2 separate regions of the Homo sapiens genome follow, and region 2 is linked to region 1. A link is an interaction called in ENCODE POLR2A ChIA-PET data of the cell type or tissue named here. Cell type or tissue: MCF 10A. All regions are shown on one strand. Each heading gives the region's core, and the rest is flanking DNA. Links, peaks and the distances in the headings are about the cores only.

Region 1 (11,637 bases), core at 2,499-7,498:
TAAATGTGTGCTGTCTCAGGCGGAGATTGGAAACAATGCAGCGGTAGCTTTTAGCCATCAGCCTGCGGTTTGCTGCAGCTGTGATTTTCCATGGATGCAGTTTTGGGCTATCTTGTCACTGGCTTTTTGGTGCCAGAGGCTTCAGAATGCTGAAGTTTTTCTCCTTTTTTATTTTTATTTTCTGCAGACTTGACTATGCCTGTATCACCTAAAATTATTACCAGTCATGAGCCCTTTGTCATACTAATGTCTTGCTCCCAGTGCTATTTTTTCTTATTTTAATTTCCTTGTTGTTCCCCAATGTGATTTTTACTCTGAGGCGGGGAAAAAAAACAGTCTGTCTTTTGATGACTTTGTTAGTTTTTCATTGGAAGAAACCTGCAAAAATGCTTTTCAAAACATTTTAAATGGCAGCAAACAGTCTGGGAGGTGTTTAAATGTAATGGAAAAATAAAGGATTCATGAGGAAAGGATTTTCAGAGAACGTGGACAGAAAAAAAGTAAAAGCTGTTTAAAACACAACTTTATCTACCAAAATGACCCATCTAGTGTCTTTACATGTGGCTTTTCTTTCACAGGTGCTCAGGCTCCAAAATTTTGAGTTCAGAACAACAGGCAAATGCAGAATATTTGAGGCAGCAGAGCAGAGCACTGGCTTTAGCAGGCAGTCAATTATTGACATTTACTAGCTGGGAACCTTGGGCAAGGTTCTGTGATTTACCTCTGCCGGTCTCAGTTTTCTCTTTTGTGAATTGACAATAATGATAATAATTAACTCATAGTTGTTATGAAGACTAAATTTTATATATATATATATATATATATATCTGGCTATTTGCCAAGTGCTTGGTACATATTAAAAGCTGAATACTGGTGGATATTTCCATTATTTTATAAGTATCTTTTCTTCTCCTGCATTGATGTTAAAATGACATCAGTAAAAGTGTGTTGGTATTGATTCTGGAAAACTTCTGGCTTCATCTAGTTCAATCTTCACCAGAGCAAAGAATCCTGCTTTTCTCCCAGAGAAATCCACAATGTACTCATTAGTGCCATCCGTGGGCACCTTACTTTCTCTCCTGATTGTTGGAAAACTGGCTCAGACTCTTAGAAAGTTCCTATTCTCAGTACTGGTTTCTAGTAATTTCTACTCATTGGCCTCAGTTCTGTTCCCTGGGGCCACCTAGGAGGGATTTGGTCTCTTTTCCACATGCCCCAAATAAGTGAAAGTATCTGAACAAGTTACTTAACTACTCTGGGCCTGGGTTTACTCATATGTAAAGTGCAGACTAGTGTTTCGCCCTCATGGTGGTATCCTGAGGATTAAAAATATATAGACGTCTGAAGATAGCCTAGCTATAGCAGGTGCTCAATAAGGTGCTCAATAGCAGTCGCTGTAATGTGCTGGCCTTAGTTTAAGAGCCTCTGCAGATTCTGTGAGTGTTTGTCTATGTGGCTGATGACTCTCAATGAAGATTGCCCAATGTCAAATGTTTTCCTGCAGGCCACAGAAGGGATGTTTGGATTTCGATTAATCCACATGGCAGCTCTCCATGGTGGGGGCTGTGTCTTTTTGGTACTCTATTACTTGGCCAAACAGCCCCACTGTGAGGAAGTTTCTTGCTGCCTTGTGTCGCTGGCTTTCATGACCTGGCGGTGGCTTGCCTCACTTTGTACTTCCCATGCCAGTGCTTCCCTGTTGCCCCTGAGGCTCAACAGACCTTGAGAGGTGCCCACATTGGTGCCTTGGTTTACTCAGCCAGGCCAGCAAGACTGCCAGTTGCAGGCTGCAGATGAGGCTCACGGGCACCTATGGGCTCACCCCTCATGCCGTGACTTGTGCCGTGGATGTCACTGCTGCTGCCTCAGGTTCTGGCTTCCCCAGGTGGAAAGGTGCAATTCTGAGATGAGGTGGACTCAATATCCTGTGAACACTTTGAGTAACAGGAGCTCAGAGCTGGGCTTTCTTTTTGCTCCCTGACAGCTCTAGAGTGCAGTAGTTTCAGGCAGTTCTCTCAAGATGCCCTGTGGGACTGAGCATTCAGCAGTGCTTGCTATGAGCATGCTATTGAGCCTTTCCATGACTCATTCCTCCCTTTATTTTACTTCTGTTTTCAGGGATTTCAGTCTCAATAATTTGGGGGGCGTTAGCATATAGCCTTTGTCTCAATCTCTGTGTTCTTGGGAATTCTGGTAAAGATGGGTAACTAGTATTACTATTGCCACTGCTCTTCCTCTTACTCAGATTTCATTTCTTTGGGTTCACCAACCATTGCTTTCATGGCTGATTATCAGCTCTTCACTCCCCTACTCACAAAACAAAGCTTATTTCTCTATTTTGTGAGTCAACATCTTTGGCCCAGTACTTCCCTTCTTTTATTGCCACTGCCAGAGTTTCTCCCTTAATTCTTACTATTTGCTTTCAGATCTCATCTGGTAATTTGATCTAAGGTAATATGACAACAAGTGCAAGTGACTTGACACATCACCTATTGGAGATACTATATTTGAATATTCATAGAAGTTTTCTGAAAAAAGAGCCCCAACTTAACTAGAAACCATGGGTTGGCAAACTTTTCTTGCAAAAGGCTAGGGATTAGGGGATTAAGTATTTTAGGCATTGCCAGCCATGGCCATAAGATCTCTGTTGCAGCTATTGAACTTTACAGGTGTATTGTGAAAGAAGTCATAGCAAATATGTAAATGAATGTGCACAGTGAGTTTCAGTAAACTTCATTTGCAAAAACAAGTGTTTGACCAGATTTGGCCCATAGGTTTTGACTACAGACACTTGCTCTAAACAACGGAATTACAAAAAAAAAAGTGAAGTAGAATTTTGGGAAAATGTGGGTTATTCAATATCTTTCAAATTCAGTTTCCTTAGTTTCAATTCATTTTTAATTCAATAAATGATATTGAGAAGAAAAGGTAACAAACACTTATAGAATTCCCCAATGAACCATATTCTAGGCTAGGGATTTCCATATGACACATCATTTGCTGCTCCTAGCAACCCTATAAAGTCACTGTTGTTATTCTACTTTTTGATGAGATGAATAAGCAGGTCCAGAGATAAGTGAATTGTCTCCTTGTAAAAGGCAGTGTCAAGATTCAAAAATAAGCTTACTTTAACTTGAAGATCTATATTAAAGTATTCTAATTAAGTACATACTGTATGTAAAGTTTTGTACCACTGGCTGCATAGAATACAGAGATGAATGAGATAGTTTCATTTTAGTTAGAAGCAAAATAAAATATCAGCAAAATAAAATAAGACAGGCTCTGATATCCCAACAGAACTACAAAGTACTAAGGGAGTTTAAAGGAGCTGCCTATCAGGCATGTGGGAAGCAGGAAAATCCCATAGAAAGGGTGACAATTAAGGTGGTATTTGAAGAACTAATATGATTTTGAAAGCTAGAGATAAGGAAAAAGGTTGTTTTAAGCGAAGAAAGAAAGAAAAAAAGGAACAGGAAGAAATAGTGCCTACTGAGGAAGTGTGGGTCATCAAAGAGAAGGCTTGCCTTCATAATTGGCCAAAGGCTTTGCTCAGCCCTATCCCTAAAGGCACCCTCTGAGTCTAGCTCTGTCCTGGGACTGACCATTAGTTAAGTGAAGTCATCCTTGTCTAATCTTCTCCTAGAAGGGTGTTTCATTGTGCATGATGGATGCAAAAACAGAATTCTCATCAGTAAAAACAAAAGCACACAGAATGGGAACTAATGAGTCAGAAGTTGAGTAGATATTGGATGAAGGGAAGGCAGAAAATTGTCACAGGTAGTACCAAAGCGGGAGGGCCTAAGATAATGTTCTAATTTAAAAAATGGAAGTTGAAGGCTCATTTTTAGTAGATTCTGGTTTTACTGGATTCTGCAACATAATGACCAACACTTTGCACACATGCAGAACAGCCTAAAGCTATAAAAACTATGACATGACTAAATTCATTGGTCAGCTGTCTTTTGCAATATTTATGACAATTGCAATTTAAATTCTTACTTGAGCAATCATATTTTCCCTGGACTATGAGGACAAATAAGGGCAGGAAATTTGTCTGTCCCGTTCCATGCTGTCCTTGAATTTGGCACATTGCCTTATACATTGTATGTGCTCAATAAATATTTGTCCATTGATTACTTGAATACATGGTTGGATTCAACCAGGTTACTCTACAAGTAGAGAGCTAGAGTCTGAATTTTGTAGTAACTTGTACAACCTTTCTCAGCAGAAGCAGCCTCTTTCATGGAAGTATTCCTGTAATTCACTGGAGCTTCCCACATGCTCCTCCCCGTCTTTGAAGGCTCATAGCCAGAAGGAAGTGCTCAACCACCTAGTGTAACCAAGTCTTGCATCATTCACATAGAGAGGGAGATTTTCCAAGTTCTTATTGCGGTGGAAAGATGAGGTCAAACTGTAAGGGGTCAGCAGTGCTCTTAACACTGCCTTTGTGTTGTTTTCATATAAATATTTTTACTAGGACATTTTTTGGCAAACAAGTCTAGCTCCCAGGACTGTGGAGAGCAGGGAAGCTTTGCTCACCACATGCCCATGGTATGCACTTGAGTCAACTTAGGGCCAGTGCAATTTGAAATCATGTCCTTTTTCACTTTTGTCTTGATGCCTTCTCACTGACTCAGTGTCTATCCTTTATCCTTTCTCCAAATGAGAAACATCTGGGCTAAAGTGAAGTCCATGTCCCAATTCCCCACCTCCTTCTCCTACCAAGAAAGCAGCAGCTGTTTCTGACACACTAATCCTATTACAGATGTTTTGATAATTACCAAAAAGCTCAATTTGGCAGCTTATTGGTGGAGCAGCTAAACCAGATTCACACATTTAAACATCTTCTGCCATTCACCTAAGGTAGTTCTCTTCAAAGATCTATTATATAATTTGGTTGGAGAAACTCTGAGAGGGTGCTTCTTTACTGAAATAGGTAAGTTTCTTAAAGCAAATGTAAACAATAACCTTTGATGCTTCCGCAGAGAGTGTGGTTGGTTCATCTCTCTGTTTCTCCCACTTTGCAAAGCCTAATCCATAATGTTGCCAATGACTATTGGAGGAGCAAATGGATAAATCCAACGCCATACATTGCACTTTTCCTTTTGCCATGTTTCTTTGTTCAAAATGCATTTGACCCATGTCTTTGTGCCAAAGAGCAAACCAACATAGTATTTGATAATAAGATCTTGTGATAATAAAAATGCCTTACATATTAAAGAGCTTTGCGTATTGTTGTTTTTGTCCCCAAGTACTTTCTTATCCACAACCTTATTTCATTTGTAATATCCTATAAGATAAACATAATGCATTATTTTCATTTATTGGTTATTTTCTCTCCCTTAGCTCTTGTATCCAACATAAATCAAGGCCATTGATTATAACTCTGCAATGGTCTTTGAGTCAGTTCTCTACACATTCCTACAGCATTACTAGCTTTACGGAGGCTGCCATTTTCTCTCATATAGTCCCCAGCAATTTTTTCCTAGCTGGTCTCCTAAGCTTCTGATTCTTCTGTTCACAATATTATCATTATCTTTCCAAAGCAAGGAATTGATCCTGCCCCTCTCTTTTTTCTGCTATGCTAATGACTCATCACTGCTTTCCTAGGTCAAGTCTGAATCATTTAGTGTCATGCACAAGATCTTTTGTACCTTTCTTTAGTTTCCAGATGACTCGTGGTTGTTAAGCTATGTCATGCCTCTTCATATTTCTGTGCCTTTTCTCATGTGGTACTATTTATCTGGAATGCCCTGGCCCACTCTGTATTCTTATGAAACTCCTATTTATACTTTAAGACTCAACAAAACATTCACCCTATTTGTGAATGTTGTCATGACTCAGGAAGAGTTCAGTGCTCCTTCCCTCTCTTTATGTGACACTTTACACCTTTACACAAACCTTTTTTTGGCACTCATCAAACTGTAAGAAAAGTATTTGAACAACCAGTTCCCCTACTAAACCACGAGCTTACCCTTATATCCCCCCTGACAATGGCCCAATGCATGTCACATACCAGGTACCCAATGAACTCTTATTTAATAAATAGATTTTACAAATAAGAAAGGACACTGTGAAGGAGTATCAGGGACAAGACTTTGGAAATATGTTCTAATCCTAGCTTTTCTACTAATTCATGGAAACCTCTCTGGACCCATTTTCTCACCTACAGAATGAGTGCATTGATTGGGCTATCCTTGTGGTCTCTTCTAGGACTTACTACTGTAAGAAATTCTAATAGGTTGCTCATCTTTTTAGTTACCAAAGCCAGGACCAAATTCAAGATCATCTGACTTAGGGTCTAGGATTAATTTTTCTGAAGCAAAGGTTGAAATTAAAAAGGAAGATATGTAGGAAGGCAGAAGGACCTATTGATCCCAGTGTTGGTAATATGTTGCACCAGCTGTGTGACCTCGGGGAAGGTATTGTCTCTCTGGTCCTAGTTTTTCCATTTGTATAATGAGGGCATTAAACGAAATTGCAAATATGTGGCACTATTTTCCCAACTTATTCCTTCTATGCCAAAGGCAGTCATAGCTAATCAATTACTAAACATTCCACTGAATCCATCTGCAGGGTCAGACTTCATCTCAACACGATGCTACAAGAAGCCACTTCTGTTCTTTGGAGTACTTTCAATGCCAAGAATGTACATGAGATTAAAACAAAAGAAAGCTACTGCTCTTTTTGGCACTAGATATTTTCTGAAATCTCTCTCAGTTCTGTTATATTCTAATAGATCCATGGTGGACTTTTTCTATATTTGGACTTAGTTTCTAGTCTCTGAGGGTGACCATGAGGAGGAGACCATGCACAGATCCCTGCAATGGGTGGGTTCTTTCATGATGAGCCCAGGCATAATCACCATCCTGTGAGTGACCAGTGTCTTTTATTTTTTTCAGGTCTAATGCCAATGACTCAGTCACATAAGCCAACAAGGGTATCCACATTAAATGCATCTGAGCAGAGTGAAAATCAGTCATAATTGGGGACAGATGTGGATGCAAAGTTCTCATGTGTCTTTTTTCTTCTCAGTGGACTACTGCAAAGGAAGTGTTAACTGATTTTGGCACTCTCATCTGCTTTCCAGAAGGCCTGTTTAGAAAAGCGTATGAGCACTTGGGGAATCCTTGATGCTTCTAGAAAATAGGTTACATGAGGACATTCTCTGAGTCCTAATTAAATTGATTTTCCCTTTTAGTTCCTGGAATGTAATAAGGTAAAAATAAATATTTGTGGAATGAATGAATTGTTAGGCTTCTCTCTAGCTAGCAATTCTATTGCCAAGTGCCATGTTCTCTCTAGAACGATCCCTGCTTACCTTAGCATATTATAGAATCTTCCCTCTATGAGCTGCCTTATTCCTCTGACTTTGGAAATAGCTGACTTGGAGGATAATTAGATGCTTTTACTTTGTGTCTCAGACTAGCCTCTAAGTCTCTCAGGCAGGGAAGCACCTTACTTCTCTTCATTATATTATATATGTTATAATATTTATGTTACATAGCTCTCATAAATTTATATAATAAATTATATATTATATATGTTATTATAGGTTATACTTTATACTCAACATTTAGTAACTAGATAGCTGTCAACTCTCATCCATACTCATGGAAAGATAATCTTTTAAAATGAGAGTACCAAGGAAAGAGAGGAAGGTTTATTCAAATATGGCAGAATATAAGCTTAAGCCACATAAGCAGAATCATAACCTCAAGGATATGGGGTGGGGCAGTCCCCTGGATTGATAGCATGTTATATTTAGTTCTAGCTGATATTAGCTCTGGAGAAATAGGAATAACCTGGAGTACATTCAGAGAAGAGGGACAAGGTTGGTATCTTGGTCAGCTTAGGCTACAATAACAAATACTTCAGACTGGATGGCTTAAACCAAAAGACTTATTTCTCAAAGTTTAGGAAGCTGAAAGTCTGAGATCAGGGTGCCAACATGGTTAGAGTTTCGGTGAGGGCTCCCATTCTCACATGGCCTTTCCATGGTGCATGCACACAGAGAGCAAGTTCTGATCTCTTCATCTTCTAAGGGCACTAATCTCATCACAGGGGCTACGCCTTCCTGAGTCCACCTAAACTTAATTATCTCCTAAGGCCCCATCTCTAAATGCTATCACATTGAAGATTAGGGCTTCAACAAAGGGATTTGGAGGAGACACAGACATTTAGTCTATAGCAGTGAGTGACTTGGAAAGCATGTTATGCAAGGACTGGTTCAGCGCTCTGGAGGCATTTACTCAGGGAAGAAAGGGTTTAGTGCTGGCATGATAGCTGTCTAAATTTATCTGAAAGCCTGCCTTGTAGCCACAGGATTAAGCTTATTGTGTGTACTTTCATAGGGCAGAACTAAGATTGGTGGATAGAAAATATTGGAGCGTGAAGGTAAGGGCCCTCCTGAATATGCTTCATGGCTCCCACTCACCTCTTTTGGGTGGATGTCTAAAATTACAAAATTCTCGAACTGCAGGATGCTTAGCAGATTGAAGGATGAGTATTTATTACACATGACTCAACATTATTTTTTGGATAAAATACACAGGGACTTATTGCCACATGGGGACATTTGGTGCCTATTTTCTGCTTGGAAATATTCAGCCATAAAATGAATTTGAGAAAAGAAGCACTTCCCACAGCAAATAAGCATCAGTAATTACCTAAAATCTAAACTTCGGGAATTGGGGCCTCAAATCCAGCAGATTTTTGGTACCATCTTATGAAGCATCTGAATTCATCTGGCTGATTTCTATCACCATTACTTATTCCTAATAGAGACAATGAAAGTGGGCTCTGAAGTTCATGGAATGAGTCTGAGCCTGCCTGGTTTTCTAGGAGAGATTTCTCCCTGATTTCTTCAGGTCAGTTCAGGAAGGAGATGTCTTCTTTCACCAAACCACTTGGGAGGCTGAGTTCTTACAGTTGGCATTAATCTTAGGGTTTTCAGGCACAGAACAGAGAAGTTGCTAAAATAGGCAATAAAACTGGGTGTGCTTCTCTACCCCAACATCTGTGTTTCCTTCACTGAACCATGCTTTGTACCATGCAGCCTAATTAAAAGACTTTTACACACAGCAACATACTCGGTTTTATATATCTTCTCAAGGAAAAAGGCAAAACTAGGCAATAAAGAAAAATGATCCGTGTCAACAAAAGCATATGAGCTATTTTGCAACTATTCTATTTAGACTTCCTTGTTGGTAAAACAATGCGTTCTCAAATTTTCTTCACTAACTTCCCTTCCAAGACTACGTTAATGACATAGAATAATGACTATCTGGATATAATTTTTTTAAAAAAACTTTCCATGTGTCTACTTCATGTGACATCTTGTATTTCTCATCCACACTTTACCCCTAGAAAACTGGTCTTCGATGTGTCAGTGCAATTAACAGAAATGTTTCAGCTCAGAAATCCTTTTGAGAATAATTCTTTATAATCAAACATGAACAAGCAGCGCATTTTAAAAAATGTATTTCTCTTTGGAGAGTAGCCAGACCATGACCAAATTATCTGGAACTTGGAGCATGAGAGTGAAGCCGAAAATGTAAAAATGGAAATGGAAAATGGTGTCACACACCAAAAATGGAGACCAAAGGGTGTGTCTCTATGAATTCATCTGAGCCAGACCTTTGGATAGAAAAAGAGAATGAAAAGTTAAAATAATCCCTTTTTTTTCTCATTTGACTGGCATTGATTGGTTATACCAATGATTCTTAACCTTTTTGGGGTCCTGGGCTTCTTTGAGAATTTGATGAAAACCTCAGATGTCCACCTCAGAAAAAGACTAATTCTTAAATGAGCAGTTTGAGTTATGCAGAGATCAAACAAGAACCTCAGGCCAGGGGATTAACAGGTTAGACACACTGATGTGGTTTAGCTATGTCCCCACCCAAATCTCATCTTGTAATTTCCATGTGTTGTGAGAGGGACCTGGTGGGAGGTAATTGAATTATTGGGTGGGTCTTTTCCGTGATGTTCTTGTGATAGTGAATAAGTTTCATGAGATCTGATGGTTTTTAAAAAATAGGAGTTTCCTTACACAAGCTCTCTCTTTGCCTGCTGCCATCCACATAAGATGTAACTAGCTCCTCCTTGCCTTCTGCCATGATTGTGAGGTTTCCCCACCCATATGGAATTGTGAGTTCTCCATTAAACCTCTTTTCTTTGTAAATTGCTCAGTGTAAGCTATGTCTTTATCAGCAGTATGAAAACAGACTAATACAGTAAATTGGTATCAGTAGAGTGGGGCATTGCTGAAAAGATACCAGAAAATGTAGAAGTGACTTTGAAACTGGGTAACAAGCAGAGGTTGGAACAGTTTGGAGGTCTCAGAAGAAGACAGGAAAATGTGGGAAAGTTTGGAACTTCCTAGAGACTTGTTGAATGGCTTTGAACAAAATGCTGATAGCGATATGGACAATTAAATTCAGGCTTAGGTGGTCTCAGATGGAGATGAGGAACTTGTTGGGAACTGGAGCAAAGGTGACTCTTGCTATGTTTTAGCAAAAACACTGGTGGCATTTTGACTCTCCCCTAGAGATTTGTGGAACTTTGAACTTGAGAGAGATGATTTAGGGTATCTGGCAGAAGAAATTTCTAAGCAGCAAAGCATTCAATAGGTGACTTGGGTGCTGTTAAAGGCATTCAGTTTTAAAAAGATAACAGAGCATAAAAGTTCAGAAAAGTTGCAGCCTGATAATCTGATAGAAAAGAAAATCCCATTTTCTGAGGAGAAATCCAAGCTGGCTGCAGAAATTTGCATAAGTAATGAGAAGCCAAATGTTAATCCCCAAGACAATGGAATAAGTATCTCAAGGGCATGTCAGGTTGTCACAGCAAGCCCACCCATTAGAGACCTAGGAGGAAAAAGTGGTTTTGTGGGCTCTGCCAAGGGTCCTCGTGCTGTGTGCAGCCTATGCACCTGATGCCCTGCATACCAGATGCTCCAGCCATGGCTGAAAGGCATTAACATAGAGCTTGGGCCGTGGCTTCAGAGGATGCAAGCCTAAAGCCTCAGCAGCTTCCATGTAGTGTTGAGCCTGTGAGTGCACAGAAGTCAAGAACTGGGGTTTGGGAACCTCCATCTAGATTTCAGAGGATGTTTGGAAACAACTCGATGTCCAGGTAGAAGTTTGCTACAGGGGCAGGGCTCTCATGAAGAGCCTCTGCTAGCACAGGAAGGGAAATGTTGGGTCAGAGCACCCACACAGACTCCCTACTGGGGCACCACCTAATGGAGCTGTGAGAAGAGGGCCACCGTCCTCCAGACCTCAGAATGGTAGATGCACTGACAGCTTGCACTGTGTGCCTGGAAAAGCCACAGACACTCAACACCAGCCCATGAAAACAGGTGGGAGGGAGGCTGTACCCTGGAAAGCCACACGGGCAGAGCTGCCTAAGACCATGGGAGCCCACATCTTACATCAGCATGACCTGGATATGAGACATGGAGTCAAAAGAGATTTGGAGCTTTAAGATTTAACTGTCCCACTGGATTTCAGACTTGCATGGGGCCTGTAGCTTCTTTGTTTTGGCCAATTTCTCCCATTTGCAATGGCTGTATTTACCCAATGTCTGTAACCCCACTGTATCTAGGAAGTAACTAACTTGCTTTTGATTTTACAG
Region 2 (11,637 bases), core at 3,987-8,986, 140 kb before region 1:
AGGAGTTCTGATTTGTTTTGACAACAGACCTTTAGTATTTATTCCAATAATTTCACAATATTAGATCAGTGGCCAAATTATTAAGCCCTTTTATAGGACCTGCAAAAACAAAACAACACACGTAATAAATCAAGCTTAGATTGTGACCCCTAGTGTGATGGTTTTGCAGGGTAGTTTAGAGAACTCCAACAAAGATCCCCAAATTTGGCCACTCTTATGAAATTGTGAAATGCCTTGGAACAGATACAAAAAGTTTGTTGTCAGCAAATAAAAACTAAGTAAAACGACTTAGAAGAGATTTGTTTCAAAGTGTCCTGTTTAACACCAGTGGCTAAAAGCTCTTCTTTTCCATGTGCTTTCTTCATATTATTGACAGCAAGGTAGAGCAGAAAGTCCATAGATAGGACAGACTCTGGTTCCTTTATTACTATCTGTGGGCACTTGGGTTACAGATTAATTCTCTGCGCTTCAGTTTCCTTATCAGTGAACTGAAGGATAATATTTATTTCAGAAAGTTGTTGTGACAATTAAATGAACAATACATAATACAGTTAAGGCTCTTAATAATTTTGAGACTTTTCCCCCTCTTTCCTTTGTCTGTTGTTGTTGCTGTAATCTCTAGGGCAGCTCAAATTCTTGCAGGTGTAAGGGAGATACAAATTTTATACAACACAAATCCACTAATGGTAAATGTAAGTTTCGGAGTCAGAGTAGGTGCTGTGTTGTCTAAGTCTAAACATGGCAGAGATGGCAGAGTCTTTCAGTGATTGAATATTTTTGGTCTCCTGTTTATCTACAGACCAAGTCTTACTCTAGTTTAGGGGTGGCAAACGTAAAGAGTAGCAGGGCCCTTGCAGGTCTGGAGAGCGTGGAGGATTCTGGCAAACTGGAGAGTGAGTCTACCTCTCTTCAAGGGCAGCCTCTACTTGTATCCAGTAGATTGTTGGCATGCAAGGATTTAGGCTCTGTTGTTGCTAGATATGATTTTTCAAGAAAAGTCAGGTCCACATGTAATGTAAAATCTCCCAGTTTTCAAGTGGTAACGACTAATTCCATTTTCTTTCAACATCATGTGGGCCAAACCAAACATCTGAATACAGCTCGTGTGCTTCCAGTTGTAACCTTTGGAGTTGGAAGGTCCCTTTCACTTTCAATGCTCTCTACTCTATGAGCCCAAGAATAATTGCATTAATCCCACATAAGGGACTCACTCTAAAGAAATACAGTTATACTCCCACATCTACATAAGTGTTTCCTGTTGTTAGTGTTTAACCATCCATAATTAATGTTACCTCCCAGGAAATTCTTATGCAAACAGCCTCTTGTTCCAAAGTTAAAATCAATTATATCTCCCTGTTACTTACTAAACCACATAGGCCTAATTTTATGAATGTTAGTTTTATCTTTTAAACATGTCTGTGACTGATTTTAATTTCTCAGGGCCCAACTTTATTTTCAGCCAACTCTTGGGAGGTAAAAGTTTAATGAACTTTAACATAAAGTTTAATATGTTGTAAAGTCTTGGAGAAACACAGTCTTTCATCTCACCTGTTACGGAATAAATTATGTCCCCCCAAATTCATATGTTGAAGCCCTAACCCCCAATGCTTGGAGATGGAGCCCTGGGCCCTAAGCTAATAGGACTGGTGTCCATATCAGAAGAAGAAGAGACAGCAGGAGTGTGCTATGCACAGAAGAAAGGCTATGCGAGGACACAGTGAGAAGGCAGTCATCTGCATGCCACAAGACATAAGCCTCATCAGAAACCAACCCTGCCAGAACCTTGATCTTAGACTTCCAGTTTCCAGAACTGTAAAAAAACAAATAAATAATTTTCTGCTGTTTAAGTTATCTGATCTGTGATATTTCGTTATGGCAGCCCAAGCAGATTATATACACCACCTATAACTAGCCTGATGTCTTTGGTGCCTGGTGTCTTTGGGCTTTTGGTCTCTTAAAAAATTATCATTCTCAGCAAAATACTACTTTTAGACTCTTCTTTTTATCTGACTTCCTACTCAAGACATTATGAGAATTTCTGTATCTTCAATCAAGGCGGTCGTCCTCAGTTGGGAACTATTTCAAACCTTATCTGTGATGGCAGAATACAAACCATTTGGTGACTCACCCATAAAATGTGAGATAGAGGAAACCCATCCTTTTCCCAAGTTTTGAAACTTCTCCTGGTTTGTCAGATGCTCCGGTGAGTCTTACTATGCCTACTTTCTTGAGGGTGGAGAGCCACTTGTATGCGTGTTCATCATATCTTAAAACATCTTCAAAATCCAAAGTGGGTAGCTGGAGCTCTGAGCCCCAGTATTGGCATTCTGTGAATTGATAAAATGAAGAAATCAGATGGGATTACATTCTTTTTACATAAGACGATAACCTCAGAGAAGGGGCTAGTTCATTAAAGTTGATTGTTGATTTATAATGGACTTTATTAAATGTTATTCATATTAGAAATGCCCAAGTCACTAGGCCTTTCTTCCTTGGCACCACACCAGTCTGTTATATGCCTCCTGCTTATAACTGTGTCTGGCCCATAGCAGGTATTCAATATGCCCCATTTGTTAAGGGAATATTGTTTAGCTGATGAATGACTCTTGATCTGTATGTTCTTAGGGCTTCTCTTCATGGACACTGCTTAGAAATAACTCTGAGATACTGTATGTGTTAACAGCCAAGTTATATTGCTCAACTCCAAATAGATGATAAAATCAAAATGGTAGATTAGAACAGCATATGTCTACTCTTGGGAGCTGGGGGTTGAGGAGAGCTTTGATATGGTAGGTACAGCTCTTCTTTCCTCTTATTTCACCTGTTAAGAAGCAACCTCTGGGATCAAGTGATCCTTTGGGGTCAGCAAGAAAAGATGAAGGTATATTCCTGGAATGCATAGACCTTTTAGTGGGAGCGCCACACAGATAAGGTCAAATGCTTTCCGTTAGCTCTCTCATTCTTCATGATTAAATGCTCATAAAAATGCTTAATTGAGAAAACAGAAAGAAAAATGTAAAAAATAATTGGCTTGCAAACCGGGCTCTCCCAAAGGAAGTGGAACACAGAGGAAATGCAAATTTGCCAAGGAAACTAAAACAGATATTACCAACTGAATTCAGGAAAAGCCTGACTCTAGCTGATCCGTTTGATTTCTTCCTTCCTTGGTAAGAAAATTGCCCTAGGAAGGTAAGCCTTCCTAAAAAGTGACAGAATGAGAACTTGCGATCTCAATATCATTGTGAGCAATGCTCTTCTTTTCTAGCTGGGGAATGTGTCATTTTATAGAAACAAAATAAAGCCCCCTGTTTAAGAATGAAGAATGGTGCCTCTTGTAGTAGTTGTGGACTGGAAACCATTGCTTCTTTGATGTCAGCATAGCTGTTTCTGCAGAAATAGGAATTTTTGTAGGCGTCAGATAGTGGCTTTAGTAGTAAAAAGATACATGCAGGTGCACGGAGCCACTTCTTGCTCTTCCACCAGCTAGTTGCATAAGGACATTGGCATAGGTTAGTAGGTGTGTGTATGTATGAAAGCCTAATTAGGCTATAAATGCATATATTGTCAAAGTTTCTGGGTTATTAAGCACAGCAGTTTGCATAATGAGCCAGAATTTCCAGGACGAAAATTGCTAAGTGTAAATTAGGCCTCCCTAGAGCTGCATTAATTATTTTTTACTATGCTAATATTCGTTAGTACTGAACACATTCCACAGGCCTCGGTGACTTACTGTATCATCTCTGAAAGTTGAGGTGATATCCAGCCACTGGTTCTGAATCCCTAATTTTAACTCTTTTCTCTCTGTGAGGAGTAACCAGAACTGAAAGAACTACAGTCTTTCCAGTTCTTTAAGCATTGCTTTTCAAGTGCTTCTGATATTTGAGAAAACCTTAGAATTTAATATTAACCAAGTCACTTTGGCAAAGAGAAACAGGTCAGCACATGGGCCATGTTTTATTAGACCAGAGCAAGTTGGTTAAATCAATAACAGACAATGAGGCATGAAGGTTTCAGGATGATTATACATTTTGGGGGAGGGAGGAAGGATGGTTTGATACAGTTTATTGGTATTTCTTGATTATATGAGCTACCCAATCAATAGTCATTTGTTGGTTTATCTTTTCAATAAGGCTAATATTTTATCATGTCACAAGGCATGGTGATATGCAGTAGGTTTTGAAGAGTTCACAGTCTATAGGAGAATTTGACATGGAAGGTGGCAATTAAAACAAAATATAATCACTGCTATAGTTGAGATATGTTCAGGATACCAAGAAGTTGTCTGTTGCAGGAAGTCAGGGACCCTGAATGGAGGGACTGGCTGAAGCTGCGGCAGAGGAACATAAATTGTGAAGATTTCATGGACATTTATCAGTTCCCAAATAATACTTTTATAATTTCTTATGCCTGCCTTTACTTTAATCTCTTAATCCTGCTATCTTCATAAGCTGAGGATATACATCACCTCAGGGCCACTGTGATAATTGTGTTAACTGTATAAATTGATTGTAAAACAGAAGACAACCATAAGGTCTGACTGCCTGCGGGGTTGGGCAAAAAGAGCCATGTTTTTCTTCTTGCAGAGAGCCTATAAATGGACGTGCAAGTAGGGAAGAGATCGCTAAATTCTTTTCCTAGCAAGGAATATTAATATTAATACCCTGGGAAAGGAATGCATTCCTGGGGGAGGTCTATAAACGGCTGCTCTGGGAATGTCTGTTTTATGTGTTTGAGATAAGGACTGAGATATGCCCTGGTCTCCTGAAGTACCCTCAGGCTTACTAGTGTGGGGAAAAACTCTGCCCTGGTAAATTTGTGGTCAGACTGGCTCTCTGCTCTCAAACCCTGTTTTCTGTTGTTTAAGATGTTTATCCAGACAATACGTGCACCGCTGAAAATAGACCCTTATCAGTAGTTCTGCTTTTGCCCTTTGCCTTGTGATCTTTGTTAAACCCTTACCAGTAGTTCTGCTTTTGCCCTTTGTCCTATTCCCTCAGAAGCATGTGATCTTTGTTAGACCCTTACTAGTAGTTCTGCTTTTTGCCCTTTGAAGCATGTGATCTTTGTACCTACTCCCTGTTCTTACACCCCCACCCTTTTTGAAACCCTTAATAAAAACTTGCTGGTCTGAGACTCAGGCTGGCATCATGGTCCTACTGATATGCGATGTCACCCCCAGCAGCCCAGCTGTAAAGTTCCTCTCTTTGTACCGTCTCTCTATTTCTCAGCCAGCTGACACTTATGGAAAATAGAAAGAACCTACGTTGAAATATTGGGGGCAGTTTCCCCCAATAGGTATTCAATTTTCCGATCCCTTGTCTAGTGTTCTTTCTTGATGCCCAGCTACTCTTTCATGTTCGTGAAGTTCCCCAGGGCAGTCCCTCATACTTAAACTATTTCCAAAAGAAAACGGGATTGATTTCATATGGTAAGAGCCTCTTCTCAGAGAGGCAATAGATGTGGCTTTGTTTTGAATATTGGATTATGTGATTGTTTGCTTTGCCACTCCCATTTGCTCATTGTGTTTACAGTCCTCTGATTGTAATATCTGATACCAATTAAAAAGGTTGGCAGGAAGAGGATGATAAATGTTATACAAATTACATACTGACTGCCTAACTAGAAAGGTCATTTGGGTTTTAGTGAGAAGAAAAATTTACTGGCCAAAACATCAGTGTTAAGGGCATGAATAACAAATCACCATTTCCTCTTTCCAAAGCTCACACCTAAGTGGACCATGTCCAGAACATTAAAAGATTTATTGAAAACAGCTTTAAGCTTGTTAGAAATCAGGGGCTCATGGAGTATTAGAAGTGGATGGGATGTTAAAGACTCACTTGGCATTTTCATATTGATTTTTCGATTTCCCATCACCATTTGTTCTTATCACTGAATAAAACGTTTGCCTAAATAGCAGCTGAAAATTCTAGTTTTCTGGCACTGTGGTAATTGGTCCAAAAATGTATTTTCTATTCCTATGTAGACTGTTGTATGGAATTAGGTATTGTCTACATGATTATCTATAGTAAATGTGTTGCCTTTACTACAGCTGTTTAAGTAATTTATATATGAGCATTTATTAAGATTTTAAGAAAAATGTATTGTTTCCTATTGAGAGTAAAGCAGCCTAGAGAGATGATAGTGGTACAGACTATAGTACTGTCCAATAGGGCTTTCTGCAATAATGGAAATATTCCATATCTGTGCTGTCCAATATCATAGCTACTAGAAACACATGGTTATTGAGATTTGACATCTGGCTGGCGAAACAGAGGCACTAAAGTGTTTATTTAATTTTAATTAATTTAAATAAATAGCCATATGTATGTGACTGGTACTGCACTAGATAGGTCATGCATGAAGAAAAGAGCATGGAGGCAAGAGACTTGGGTTTGAATCATTGTCCAGCCTCTTACCAGGTGCTATCATTTCTTGGCTTCTTCTCTGTGTCTCACTCTTTTATAAAATAGAGACAGTTATGCTTACTCTGCAGATCTTTTATGACCATGTAATAATATTATGAAAGGAGTTTGGTACAGTACATGGCACATAGAAGATCCATAGTATCAATAATAATAGCTAATATTTGCTGAATAGGTCAGGCACAGTGCTAGTACCTTATTTCTTTTAATCTCCACAGCAAATATATGTAACAGATGTTTTCAGTGTTGCTGTGTTATAGAGAAGGGAACAGAGTTCCAAGTCATGCAGCTAATGATTTATAAGACTACTTAGTCAAATCCAAGTGACTGATTCAAAAATCTATAATTTTAACAACTGCATATAAAATAAACACTTGATGCCTTGAAGTACTATCATCATGGGTATTTTTATGTCCTGTGTCTGAATATCCATAGCTTAGTCTGTCCCTCATAAAGGAAATCTACTAGATAAAAATGAAAGCAGAGCAAGTTACAATTAGGAACATTTTGTCTGAACTTGTTCAAGCATGGGTGTTTAAAGATAAACCTTGGCTCCTAGTCAGAATTTTAAATGCAGGAAAAGCACTATGAGCAGGTTTCATTGCACAACACTGAAACAACATTGCTATTCACCTTTGGTGAAATGAACCAAGGCTTTGCACACTGAAAAATCAGCTAGCTTCTCTTCTTTAGTATGTGCCACTATATTTCAGTGATCCATGCCTTTTTGGTTTTACTTAAGGTCATTATCACTTTCCAGAGAGTTTCAGTGACCATGTGGCAGGGAAATATAATACACAGTGATTGAAAAATCATTTTCACAAGATGAATTTTCTTTAAACGTTGAGTTTATATTTTGACTACATTGTTCATTCAAGAAGTGAAGCATCTGATTAGGGCACACACTACATACTTCCATAGCATGTTTCGATGAATTTTTGTTTCTATATGAGCTTTTTTTTCCATTATAAAATAGCACCCACACACACTCACCTATAATATACTTTGTTTTAAAAATACAGAAAGATTTATATTCTTTAAAAAATATATTATCTTTTAGATGTGTAAAGTTAACCATATTCACACAAAGAGACTCTAGGATAATGCACAGCTGTCAATACAATAGGCAGCATAGTCTGTAGTATAAATAATTATGATTTTACAGGACTTTACCATCACAGTGTGGTTATAATGGTTTTTCAGTTCTTCAAAATGTATACTTTTTCAACCATAGCTCTCTGTTGGAGTGCTCTAGTTAGGAGTTTTGCTGAAATCAGAGACTAAGGGCCATAGCCCATTAGAACCTGTGTACCAATATGAGCCTCTCCTAAATTTGATTATGCTAAATATGACTTTCACAGACGCTGCTGTGACTAACCAGTTTTCAAATTCTTCATAGTGGCCTGAATGCAAAATGCTTTAATTTTCAGGGATATAGACATACCCTTGGAGTTACTGCGGGTTGGGTTCCAGACTGCCACAACAAAGTGAATAGCTAAAGAAAGTGAGTCATGCAGAATTTTTGGTTTCCTAATGCATATAAAATTTATGTTTACATTATACTGTAGTCTGTAAGTATGAAACAGCACTACATCTGAAAAATATGTATACCTTAATTAAAAAATGCTTTATTGCTAAAAATTGCTAATGATCATCTTAGTCTTCTGTGAGTCATAATCTTTTTGCTGGTGGAGGGTCTTGCCTCAAAGTTGATGGTTGCTGACTGATCAGAGTGGAAGTTGGTGAGGGCTGGGGTGGCTGTGGCAGTTTCTTAAGACAACAGTGAAGTCTGCTCCATTATTAATTCTTTCTTTCACAAAGTATTTCTTTGTAGTATGTGATGCTGTTTGATAGCATTTTTCCACAGTGGAACTTCTTTCAAAATTTGGGTAAATCTTCTCAGTCTCTGCCACTACTTTATAAACAGCATTTATGTAGTATTCTAAATCCTTCGTTTTCATTTCAACAATGTCCACATCATCTTCACCAGGAGTAGATTCCATCTCAAGAAACCACTTTCTTTGCCCATTCAAAAGAATCAACTCCTCATTCATTCAAGTTTTATTATGAGATTGTAGCAATTTAGTTACATCTTCAGGCTCTACTTCTAATTCTAGTTCTCTTGCTATTTCCACCACATCTTCAGTTACTTCCTCTGCTGAAGTCTTGAACCCCTCAAAGCCATCCATGAGGGCTGAAATCAACTTCTTCCAAACTCCTGTTAATGTTAGTATTTTTACCTCCTCCCATGAATCAAAAACGTTCATAATAGCATCTAGAATGGTGAATCCTTTCCAGAAGTTTTCCAATTTATTTTGCCCACAGCCATCAGAGGAAACACTATCTGTGGCAGCAATAACCTTATAAAATGTGTGTTTCTTAAATGATAAGACTGGAAGTCAAAATGACTCCTTGCTCCCTGGGCTGCAGAATGAATGTTGCGTTAGCAGGCATAAAAACAGCATCAATCTCCTTGTACATCTTAATAAGAGCTTTTGAATGACTAGTTACATTGTCAGTGAAAAGTAGTATTTTGAAAAGCATCTTCTCTTTCTGAGCAGTGAGTCTCAACAGCTATTGAACAAATATTCAGTAAGCCATGCTGTAAATAGACGTATGGTCATCCAGGTTTTGTTTTTCCATTGATAGAGCACAGGCAGAACAGATTCAGTATAATTCTTAATGGTCCTAGAATTTTCAGAATAGTAAATGATCATTGGTTTCAACTTAAAGTCAATAGCTGTATTGGTCCCTAACAAAAGGGTCAGTCTGTTTTTTGGAGTGTTGAAGCTAGGCATTGACCTCTCTTTTTTAGCTATGAAAATCCTGGATGGCATCTTTTCCAATATTAGGCATTTTATCTACATGGACAATCTGCTACTTAGTGTATCCACCTTCATCAATGATCTTAGCTAGATCTTCCAGATCACTTGCTGCAGCTTCTCCATCACAATTGCTACTTCACCTTGCACTTTCATGTTATAAAGAAAACTTCTTTCCTTAAACCTCATGAACCAACCTCTGCTACTGCCAGACTTTTCTTCTATAGCTTCTTTACCTCTCTCAGGCTTCACAGAATTAAACAGAGTTAGGGCCTTGCTCTGAATTAGGCTTTGGCTTAAGGAAATGTGGCTGGTTTGATCTTCTATTCAGACCCCTCAAACTTTCTCCACATCAGCAGTAAGGCTGTTTTGCTTTCTTATCATTTGTGTGTTTACTGGAGTAGCACTTTCAATTTCCTTCTGTAACTTTTCCTTTGCATTCTTCACAACTGGGCTGACAGTCTGGTGCAAGAGGCCTAGCTTTTGGCCTCCCTCAGCTTTCATGCCTTTCTCACTAAACGTAATAATTTCTAGCTCTTGATTTAAAGTGAGAGACATGCAACTCTTCCTTTCACTGAAAGACTTAGAGGTCATTGTGGGGTTATTAATTTGCCTAACTTAAATATTGTTGTCTCTCAGGGAACAGGGAGGCCCAGAGAGAGAGAGAGAGAGAGAGAGAGAGAGAGAGAGAGAGATGGGGGAATGTGGCTGGACAGTAAAGTGGTCAGAACACATACATTTATTAAATTATCTGTCATATATGAGTGCTGGTTATGGTACCCCAGAAAAATTACAGTAGTAAGCTCAAAGATCACTGATCACAGATCACTATAACAGATATGAAAATAATTAAACAGTTTGAGATACTAAGATAATTGCCAAAATGTGACACAGAGGCAAAAAGTGAGTACATGCTGTTGGAAAAATGTGCTGATAGACTTGCTTGCGTGTTGCTACAAGCCTTCAATTTGTAAAAAATGCAGTATCTGTGAAGCTCAGTAAAGTGAAGTGTAATAAAACAAAGTATGCCTGTACTAATATACCTGAAATCATACTACATTTTATTAAGTCCAGCAGGAAAATTATTCTATGATGTCTGCACAGAAATTTTAACTTTGTATGTGTTGAAAGAGTAATTTAAAAGGATTTTCTTATCTTCCCCCAACTGTAAAACATGACTATCCAGGGAACCAAAAGAAAATACATTTGACTAGAGTAAATCATTTATCAGGAGAATACATTAAAAACAAATTTAAGTTTCACACTTGGGTCTGGGTACATAAACATTACGAAAAATGATGGAATATTTAAGATATGAACCACCCTTCCTAATTTAACTTATGGTCTTACTAATAAATACTTCCTTGAACATGTGCTTCACACATCATAAAATTTATGAACAGGCTACATGCTGGTTTTCAAGGAACCATTTGCACAAGGTTTCCTTTTCAGGGTTAAGCATCACATTCCTGGATCCTGAGCTGTATTTCAAAAAAGGAAAAGACACAAAGAAGCTCTTTAGTTAAAGATTCATGAGCACAGCATGCTGGGTTGCAATGTGTTATTTCAAGAGTTTAGGACCTTCTGTCCACCTGCACTGAACTGAGCTGTTGGCTCTGAAATAGCTTATTGAATATGCAGGGGATCAGCCAATCTCTTACTGTCTCTTCCTGTAAATACCTTCTAGGGGCCCTGACAAAAACAAAGTCTGACCTGTCCTAGAGGAAAGGCAGCTTAGTGGAAAACAGAGCTTTGATTTTCTTCTCGTGCACTATGGAGATCCTGCCCTCTTCAGATTTTTTTTTTAACATGTAGAAAGAATTCTACATGTCTTTCAAGATTCTGATCACTTCTTTTATGTTGAGATTTTCCTGAAGCTGACCCTGTGATGAAGATTTGAATGCAAGAAATTTATTGAGGCAGTCTATCCAGAAACACTCATAGAAGATGGGGAATTAAGACAGGAAAGAAAACCTCTGGAACGTGTTGTAATGAACACGTTACTGCTTTGGCAACAGGGGTTCAGCATCACTGGACTTCATAGGGACACTGTAGGATATACCTTAGAGGTTTCCTACTTGGGGAAAAGACACTGAGGTGCTCAGGCTACCCATGCCTACCCCTTTTTGGTTGAGAGCTGCTCCTCTGGGCATCCACTCCTGGGTCTTTTTGTCCTTTCTTGTGTGCTGGCCAAGCATGCTGTCTCAGGCAGAGAGGGGAGATTAGCAGTCTTGCAACAAGAAGCTGCTGACATGTATGTGACAAGTGCTAAGGGGCTATGGCAGGGCACTGGCACCCTCTGCAATGCCCTTCTGGAAATCTCCTGCAACTGCTAAGGGTGCTCTGGTTGCCTGACTTCTCTGGCCCTCCAGCACCTCAGTCCCAGTCCTCAT

The links. ChIA-PET counts read pairs that join two places held together with the same protein. Peaks named below come from ENCODE experiments on the same cell type or tissue, not always from the same donor. Only the 100,000 strongest peaks of a DNase experiment are listed, where the experiment ranks them.
Region 2: POLR2A ChIA-PET joins it to region 1 with 9 read pairs; 3 of 35 experiments call an interaction of 5 or more read pairs at or near these places.

Annotation. Positions count from the first base shown.
Region 1 is chr11:26,940,447-26,952,083 of GRCh38, reverse strand. No RefSeq gene overlaps it. Among named protein-coding and RNA genes, the nearest start is that of FIBIN, 48 kb to the left of the region's middle. RefSeq lists an enhancer at 1,785-2,285. In MCF 10A, for the core only: no CTCF peak of the experiment used is centred there; DNase peaks (open chromatin) are centred at 3,993 and 4,423.
Region 2 is chr11:27,083,858-27,095,494 of GRCh38, reverse strand. It overlaps BBOX1 (gamma-butyrobetaine hydroxylase 1), which reads right to left. Exons shown (of 9, transcript NM_003986.3): 5 at 2,129-2,327. The region is part of intron 3 of BBOX1-AS1 (BBOX1 antisense RNA 1); the gene reads left to right. Among named protein-coding and RNA genes, the nearest start is that of BBOX1, 49 kb to the right of the region's middle. In MCF 10A, for the core only: no CTCF peak of the experiment used is centred there; a DNase peak (open chromatin) is centred at 6,994.